Regions from separate parts of the Homo sapiens genome. Here region 2 is linked to region 1. A link is an interaction called in ENCODE POLR2A ChIA-PET data of the cell type or tissue named here. Cell type or tissue: OCI-LY7. All regions are shown on one strand. Each heading gives the region's core, and the rest is flanking DNA. Links, peaks and the distances in the headings are about the cores only. Region 1 overlaps TXLNA (taxilin alpha). Region 2 overlaps LCK (LCK proto-oncogene, Src family tyrosine kinase).

Region 1 (4,392 bases), core at 146-4,145:
TCTGTTTTTTAGTGGCCAGAAGATTTTTAATCACTTATGTGTGCCACTGCGCCTGGCCCTAGCCTGCACTACTTTTTAAGAGGAAAGCCCATGAAAGAAACATTAAGTGGAAGTCAAGGAAACCAGAGTCACCTGTTCCAGGGGGCCCAGGCCTACCTTGAGGGAGCGGTTGTGCCGCTGCAGCTCACGGCATAGGCTCTCAAGCTTGCTGCGGGCCAGGACGGCCTTGCTGTGCTCACCGCGCAGGTGGTCCTTCTCTTGCACCAGCTGGCTCTGCTTTTTCTGTAGGAGCTTCATCTGCTTCTGTGAATTCCGGTGCTCCTCCAGCTGGGGACAGGGATAGGGAGGGCAGGTGAGCATCTTGTGGGGCCTTCCTGGTGGGGGGATCACTATGCAGGTCTAGGGTCTCCTGAGCTGCCCTGACCCTTACCCTCTCAGGCCAGGAGCACTCTCATGGGCTGATGCTGTGCCGGTGCTTACACGCTCCTCCCATGAACTCACAATAACCCCAAAGGCTCCACCGTAGGGACAGAGAAATGGTAACTCACTAGGGCAAGCAGGGGCCACACAGCCAGCAGATGCCAATTCCTATTCCAGCTCTGACTCTGGGCCACTAGAGCCACTTCAAGCTGTTGCATTTCCCCAACTTGCTGGACACTCATGCCCGAGGATGAGACCACCTGCTACCGTACCTTGTGCCTATTAACAGACAGACCCCCATCGCTCCCTCGCATTCCTTCAAAACGTTAGCGCTGCGTTCATCAGCGCTCTCCCCAACACAATTACTTTTCTCATTTGTGGCCACTTCAGTATCAACAGATAATCCTTCTAACTCCCTGGCCTCACAGTCCATCACCTCTTCCACAAACCCACTCCTTTCCCCAGCTCAGTTCCCCTCCCATGACCCTATCCAGGCCTGTACAACAGAAATATAATGCAAACCACATAAGTAATTAAAAATATTCTACTGGCCGCACTAAAAAAGTAAAAAACAGGTGAAATTAATTTTAGTAATATATGTATTTAACCTAATATCCAAAACATTACAATTTCAACACGGAATCAATGTAAAAAAGTGAGGCCGGGAGTGGTGGCTCATGCCTGTAATCCCAGCACTTTGGGAGGCTGAGGCAGGCAGATCACTTGAGGTCAGGAGTTCAAGACCAGCCTGGCCAACATGGTGAAACCGTTTCTACTAAAAAAAAAATACAAAAAAGTAGCCAGTTTGGTGGCATGCGCCTGTAATCTCAGTTACTCAGGAGGCTGTGAGGCAGGAGAATCGTTTGAACCTGGAAGCAGGACATCACGCCACTGCACTCCAGCCTGGGTGACTGAGACACTCTCTCACAAAAAGATGTTTTATATTCTTTGTTTTTGCTTAAGTCTTCAAAAGCTGATGTGTATCTTACATTTATAGCATGTTCAAATTCAAACTGGCCACATGTCAATTAGCTAGAGACGAATTTATCTTGGACAGCGCAGATCTAGACTTTGTCACTACCAGAGAGCACACCCACTATCTCAATTTCCAGCATCCCAGTCCAGGACTACCATCACCTATCTTTTTAGCTCATTCCAATCAGTATCTGTGATCCTCAGAAAGTCTCTTACCCTATAGGACCTCCAATCCATTGACTCAACCATCCTTCCACTCTCCTTTAAAATAACTACATTACCTGGCTTGGATTTCTTACACCCTCAACTCTCTTGGCCCTTCCCCAGTAGTACTGCAACCCTAGTAAAGCACCTTCCTGCTTTACACCAGTACTATAACAACCCTACTTGAAGAGTCTCACTTTAAATTCATGGCCACCAATTTCAGGAAGACCAGCAATCCCAATACAATGCATATGCTATTCACACTCCTCTCCTTCCAGACAACTATTTCATCGTTCTCATCAAATCTCAAAACACAGAAGAAACTAGAGAATCAGGGGCACAAGCTGCACATCTACCAGTCCACCTGCCCCGTCCTCTCCTCCAGTCACACAGACCTAGCCATGTGGTTACCACAGCCAAGCCCCCTTCTTGGGCAGGCCTCAGCTCCCCTCCTCTACTCACAACACCACTCTAGCAACTCATTTCCTCTCTTGCATCAGCAATTTTCCCCTGGCTGGATCACTCCAAAAGGGTGCTTATCTTCCTTATACCTTTTATTTAATCCTTACAAGAATGTCATTAGGCAGGTATGACATTCCCCATTTTAAAGATGAGTAAAGTTCCTTACAGGAAAATATTAATAAATGTGTGTGGAATGAATTAATTTTAAAATAAATACTTAGAGGCCAGGCACAGTGGCTCACACCTGTAATCCCAGCACTTTGGGAGGCTGAGACGGGCGGATCACGAGGCCAAGAGATCAAGACCATCCTGGCCAACATACTGAAACTCTGTCTCTACTAAAACATACAAAATTTAGCCAGGCATGGTGACATGCACCTGTAATCCCAGCTACTCGGGAGGCTGAGGCAGGAGACTCGCTTGAACCTGGGAGGTGGAGGTTGCAATGAGCCGAGATCGCGCCACTGCACTCCAGCCTGGTGACAGAGCGAGACTCTGACTCTGAATAAATAAATAAATAGGCCAGGCGTGGTGGCTCAAGCCTGTAATCCCAGCACTTTGGGAGGCCGAGGCGGGCGGATCACGAGGTCAAGAGATCGAGACCATCCTGGCTAACACGGTGAAACCCCGTCTCTACTAAAAAAAAAAAAAAAAAAAAAAATAGCCTAGCATGGTGGCGGGCGCCTGTAGACCCAGCTACTCGGGAGGCTGAGGCAGGAGAATGGCATGAACCCAGAAGGCGGAGCTTGCAGCGAGCCGAGATCGTGCCACTGCACCCCAGCCTGGGCGACAGAGCAAGACCCCGTCTCAAAAAATAAATAAATAAATAAATACATACATACATACATACATACATACATACACAGGCTGTGACCATCAATGGATAAATCTGTTAGTTCAAATTCTGACAAGGGACCTGATGATGGAAGAATCTGGCTGCCCCACCCCCAACCCACTGAACAATGTTACAACAAAGTGGGAAGAGCATGCTTTGCATTTATTGTGATGGAACATGAAGTACTTATGAAGAATTCTTGTCAAAAAGTTGAAGCTGAATTGGATCAAGCTTTAGAGCTAACTTCTACTTCACTTACATGTACCAGGAGGTAAAGAAGTAAAATGATACCACAGAGATGACAAAGCTAGAAGGGGGCATCCTACAAGACAGCTAGTCTAGTTTCTGTTAAAAGTCAATGTCATGGGGAATATGAGGAGGCAGTGACAAGAAGACTGCTCTGGAGTAAAAGGAAAAAGTATCAAGTGACTAGTGTTAGTTTTATTAACTGTGATAATGGCTCTATGCATCTGTATTTGAGGAAGAAGCATCAAGATCACAAGGTGTCTTGGACTCAGGCCAGGAACAAGGGCTCTACCACCTTGGAATCATTCTTTGAGAAATTTCTTTCAAGGAATATGCAGTTTCTCCTCTTGCTGCACAGCCCTGAAGAGGCTGGCTGGAAGTGATTCCCCATTTAACAGATAGTTCAGAGAAAAGCTGAACAGGAATTAAGCCACCTACTTGACTCTGCACCCCCAACCTTACACCAGGTGGCATGCTGATTTTCCCAACGCAGGGAAGGTGCCCGCGGAGGGGGGAACTGACCAGTTCAGCATACTTCTTGCACAGAGCAGCCAGCTTCTCCTCTGGGGTACTCAGAGTATTCAATGTCTGCATCAGCAACGTGATCTCCTTCCCTGAAAAGCACAGGAGCAAAGACATGCACCCTCTTCTCCAGGTGTCCCCTCCAGGCCTGGGCTCACACTCATGAGTGCTGAAGACAGCCCTCCCCATCATACTTTATATTTTGCTTGTTGATTAGCTGCCTTCCTTGCCATAAGGACCAACTCAATCCTGCCCTCACTATAGCCCCAGTACTGTCCATAGTACCATCACAGAGGATATGCTCAACAAATGCTTATCAAATGAACGACTGTACCCTAGTGAAATCTCCTTAGTAGGCACCATTGGCAGGAGAAAAAAACTGCCTGCTCTACCAATAGAAGAAAGGTGTCCCACTTATGAATTCAGGGCTACTGTTTCATACTGTTTCAATGCAAGGAAGGCCCACCCTCCTGATAGAGGTAGGATCCAAAAAGGAATAGGTATCTTAGCCTCCTTGAGAAATACTAAACTCTTGTCAACAGAGTAGCCAAACAGTGAACTTTAAAATGAAGATACTTTCGGCCAGGCAAGGTGGCTCATGCCTGTAATCCCAGCACTTTGGGAGGCCGAGGCAGGCGGATCACGAGGTCAAGAGATCGAGACCATCCTAACATGGTGAAACCCCATCTCTACTAAAGACATACACAAAAAAATTAGCTTGGTGTGGT
Region 2 (4,392 bases), core at 308-4,307, 77 kb before region 1:
GCAAGACTCAGTCTCTATATAAAGGAAAAAAAGAAGAGGAAGAAGAAGGAGGAGGAGAAGGAGAAGAGATAAACTATGGTGCAACAGTGAGAAAAGGCCAGTAGAAGAAGCAGAAGGAATCTAGGTTGGAGATCATGGGGCTGGAAGCTGGTACCTGGTCCAGGCTGGGGTCAGGTGGGGAGGGAAAAGGAATCACAAGGCCTTGGGCTAGGATCCAGGAAAGCATGCAAGGCAGGTCCTAGATTCTGGACTGAATCTGGGCCAGAAAATCCCCGACTTAAGACTGGGCAAAAAGTGAGAAAAAGTCAGCCTATGTTAAATTAAGATCAGAGGAACTCTAGCTTTGCAGGGTATCTGGCCTCTACTGTTTCCTCTATGGCCCCCCAGCTACAGGTGGCAGTTCCTGCCCTCTATAAGCATGTGAGCTTTGGAGGATAGGGCCTGGCAGCAATCGTAAGTCCATAGGATCTGGCAATGCCAGAAATGTTTGTAGTCAGAGGCTCCCAGCCTGAAGTTTACATGCTCCCAGGAAGTCCCAGGCTAGTGCCGGGGAGGCCTTTAGGTTATTTTAATATTTCAAAAATCTGAAAGGAAATTCCACTATACTTTGTTTCTTGTTTTGACAAATTGTATTATTTATTTCTTCATTGCATACTTAATTAAATCGCTGATTACATTTTTTTTTTTTTTTGAGACAAAGTCTCACTCTGTCACCCAGGCTGGAGTGCAGTGGCGCAATCTTGGCTCACTGCAACCTCCGTGCCTCAGCCTCCCGAGCAGCTGGGATTACAGGCACGTGCCGCCACGCCCAGCTAATCTCTCTATTTTTAGTAGAGATGAGGTTTCACCATGTTGCCCAAGCTGGTCTTGAACTCCTGACCTCAGGTGATCCACCTGCCTCGGCCTCCCAAAGTGCTGAGATTACAAGCGAGAGCCACTGTGCCCAGCCAAATCTTTGATTAAAATGTAAACTTGAGGCCAGGTGCAGTGACTCACACCTGTAATCCCAGCACTTTGGGAGGCTGAGGAGAGAGGATCGATTGAGCCCCGGAGTTTGAGACCAGCCTGGGCAACGTGGTGAGACCCTTTCTCTATTAAAAGAAAAATTTTTTTAACTTGAAAATAAGAAAATTTGCATCTAAATGAGGTAGCTTAGTAGGTAAAAACTTTAAAATCATGAGATCCATGTGGGGAAGAGGGAGTGTAGAACAGGGAATGGTAAAAGACACTTTGTCTTCACAAGAGTTTAGGAAACACAAATACAGTTCATCAGCCTCATTTTAAAACTGGGGAAAAGGAGAGGTTCAGTGATTGTCCCAATAATACACTGAGGGTTCCTGGCAGATGCAAAACTCATATCAAAACCTTACATCCTTTTTTTTTTAGACGAGGTCTCACTACGTTGCCCAGGCTGGTCTCTAACTCCTGGGCTCAAGCGCTTCTCCCACCTCAGCCTCCCAAATAGCTGGGATTGCTGGCATATGCCTGGCTTGGCTCCTACATCCTTTATCAAGATCCTCTCCTCTACTTTTCACTCCCTGGAAAGTCTAAGGGTGGAGGGGGAGGGCTGAGAGGTCTAGGAGAATGTGAGGCAGGAAGGCAGGTCTGACAGGGTAGGGTCCATTTCCCATCAAAAATTTGACCACTGTGCTGTTAACAAAGGCTTTTCTCTTCAAGACAATCCCCCCTCTACCTGGAATGCACGTTTCTGGGTATATATTTACCTGCCTGTTGAATGCAAGTCTGTGCATATGAAAACATATGCAGTGAGCCCTGTGCTTATGGGTGCATATCTGTGGGTTTGCAGGAGTCTGTGTGTGCAGAGGGATATATAACAGAATGAGACTATGAATAGCAGCGACCGTCCCTATGTAATTGTGAAGTCATATAGGCATACATCTGTTTATACAAAATGTGGGTATACCCCATCCTTCCGGTCTTCTTCTTTTTTTTTTTTTAAACAGGGTCTTGCTCTGTCGCACAGGCTGGAGTGCAGTGCAGTGGCACTGTCTCAGCTCACTGCAAACTCCTGCCTCCTGTGCTCAAGGGATCCTCTTACCTCAGCCTCCTGAGTAGTGGGGACTGCAGGCCCATGCCACCAAGCCTGACTAATTTTTGTGTTTTTTGTAATGATGGGGTTTCACCATGTTGGCCAGTCTGGTCTTGAACTCCTGGGCTCAAGTAACCTGCCACCTTGGCCTCCCAAAGTGCTGGGATTACTAACCTGCCACCTTGGCCTCCCAAAGTGCTGGGATTACAGGCATAAGCCACCATGCCCAGCCTTTTATTTTTACTTTTTTGCAGTGACAAGGTTTCACCATGTTGCCCAGGCTGGTCTCAAACTCATGGGCTCAAGCAGTCCTCCCACCTCAGACTCCGAAAGTGTTGGGATGGCAGGCATGGGCCACCATGCCCAGTCTAATTTTTATTTATTTATTTATTTATTTATTTATTTATTTATTTATTTATTTTATTTATTTTGAGACGGAGTCTTCCTCTGTCCCCCAGGCTGGAGTGCAGTGGCACAATCGCAGCTGACTGCAACCTCCACATCCTGGGTTCAAGCAATTTCTCCTGTTTGAGCCTCCCAAGTAGCTGAGATTACAGGCATGCACCACCATGCCCGCTAATTTTTATTATTTTTAGTAGAGACAGGGTTTCACCATGTTGGCCAGGTTGGTCTCGAACTCCCAACCTCAAGTGGCCTGCCCACCTCCGCTTCCCAAAGTGCTGGGATGACAGGCATGAGTCACCAGACCTGGCCTGTGGCCTTTTTATAATCATCACAAAATGTTCTGTGGACCACGGGCAGCCTTAAGTTTGACTGAGAACATTACATGCCCTAGTCAGAGGCAGCCTCGAATCTATGAAATTCTTACTCGTGACCTTGGATTCCTAAATTGGGAGAAAAGAATGTCCTGTTTCATTCACCCCAGAATCTGCCCTCATTGCTGGTTCTGGGAGCCCTGGGGATTCCTTTCATCTGTTTTTTTTTTTTTTTTTTTCTCCCTTCCTCCACTTCTTTCTTTCAGACAATGAGAAATTTATATTAAGCTTTAATTTTGATTTTCTTTTTACTGACCTCATTTATTAACCTGGTTAGATCATGTTGGCTACTCAGCAATCTTTATCAAACTAAGACCAGAAGGAGTCTGGGCATGGTGACTCACGCCTGTAATCCCAGCACTTTGGGAGGCTGAGGCAGTAGGACTCCTTGAGCCCAGGAGTTCGAGAGCAGCCTGACCAACATGGTGAAACCCCGTCTCTACTAAAAATACAAAAATTAGCCAGGTGTACTAGGCGCATGCTTGTAATCCCAGCTACTCAGGAGGCTGAGGCAGGAGAATCGCTTGAACCCAGGAGACAGAGGTTGCAGTGAGCCGAGATCGCGCCATTGCACTCAAGCCTGGGTGACAGAACTAGACTCCATCAAAAAAAAAAAAAAGAAAAGAAAAAGAGATTCTCCTGCCACAGCCTCCCAAGTAGCTGGGATTATAGGCACGCACCACCACACCCAGCTGATTTTTGTATTTTTAGCAGAGATGGGGTTTCACCATGTTGGCCAGGCTGGTCTCAAAATCCAGTCCTCAAGTGATTCACCTGCCTCGGCTTCCCAAAGTGCTGGGATTACAGGTGTGAGCCACGGCACCCGACCATGCTCAGCTATATAATTAGTGGCCGGCGTCCGGCTACCGGGGGCCGTGGCTCACACCTGTAACCCCAGCACTTTGGGAGGCCGAGGCAGGTGAATCACTTGAGGTCTGGATTTTGAGACCAGCCTGGCCAACATGGTGAAACCCCATCTCTACTAAAAATACAAAGATTATCTGGGTGTGGTGGCACGTGACTGTAGTCCCAGCTACTTGAGCTACTTGGGAGGCTGAGGCAGGAGAATCTCTTTTTTTTTTTTTTTTTTTTTTTCTGACAGAGTCTAGTTCTGTTGCCCAGGCTGGAGTGCAATGGTGTGATCTCGGTTCACTGCAACCTCTGCCTCCCAGGTTCAAGCGATTCTCCTGCCTCAGCCTCCGGAGTAGCTGGGATTGGAGGCATGCGCCTAGTATGCCCGGCTAATTTTTGTATTTTTAGTAGAGACGGGGTTTCACCATGTTGGTCAGGCTGGTCTTAAACTCCTGACCTCATGATCTGCCCACCTCGGCCTCCAAAGTGCTGAGATTACAGGTGTAAGCCACCACACCTGGCCCTTTTTTTTTTTTTTTTTTTGAGACAGAGGACAGAGTCTCACTGTGTCGCCCAGGCTAGGGAGCAGTGGCACGATCTCGGCTCACTGCAACCTCCAACTCCCAGGTTCAAGTGATTATCCTGCCTCAGCCTCCCAAGTAGCTGGGATTACAGTCACGTTCCACCAGGCCCAGCTAATTTTTGTATTTTTAG

What was found. Peaks named below come from ENCODE experiments on the same cell type or tissue, not always from the same donor. Only the 100,000 strongest peaks of a DNase experiment are listed, where the experiment ranks them.
Region 2: POLR2A ChIA-PET joins it to region 1 with 6 read pairs; 8 of 35 experiments call an interaction of 5 or more read pairs at or near these places.

Annotation. Positions count from the first base shown.
Region 1 is chr1:32,183,889-32,188,280 of GRCh38, reverse strand. TXLNA (taxilin alpha) reads right to left here. Exons shown (of 11, transcript NM_175852.4): 4 at 3,665-3,756; 5 at 157-327. Among named protein-coding and RNA genes, the nearest start is that of TXLNA, 6.4 kb to the right of the region's middle. In OCI-LY7, for the core only: no CTCF peak of the experiment used is centred there; a DNase peak (open chromatin) is centred at 2,050; H3K27ac peaks cover 1,104 bases.
Region 2 is chr1:32,261,482-32,265,873 of GRCh38, reverse strand. All of the region lies in intron 1 of LCK (LCK proto-oncogene, Src family tyrosine kinase), which reads right to left. Among named protein-coding and RNA genes, the nearest start is that of LCK, 12 kb to the right of the region's middle. RefSeq lists a silencer at 680-979. In OCI-LY7, for the core only: no CTCF peak of the experiment used is centred there; DNase peaks (open chromatin) are centred at 373, 793 and 1,933; H3K4me3 peaks cover 1,893 bases; H3K27ac peaks cover 4,000 bases.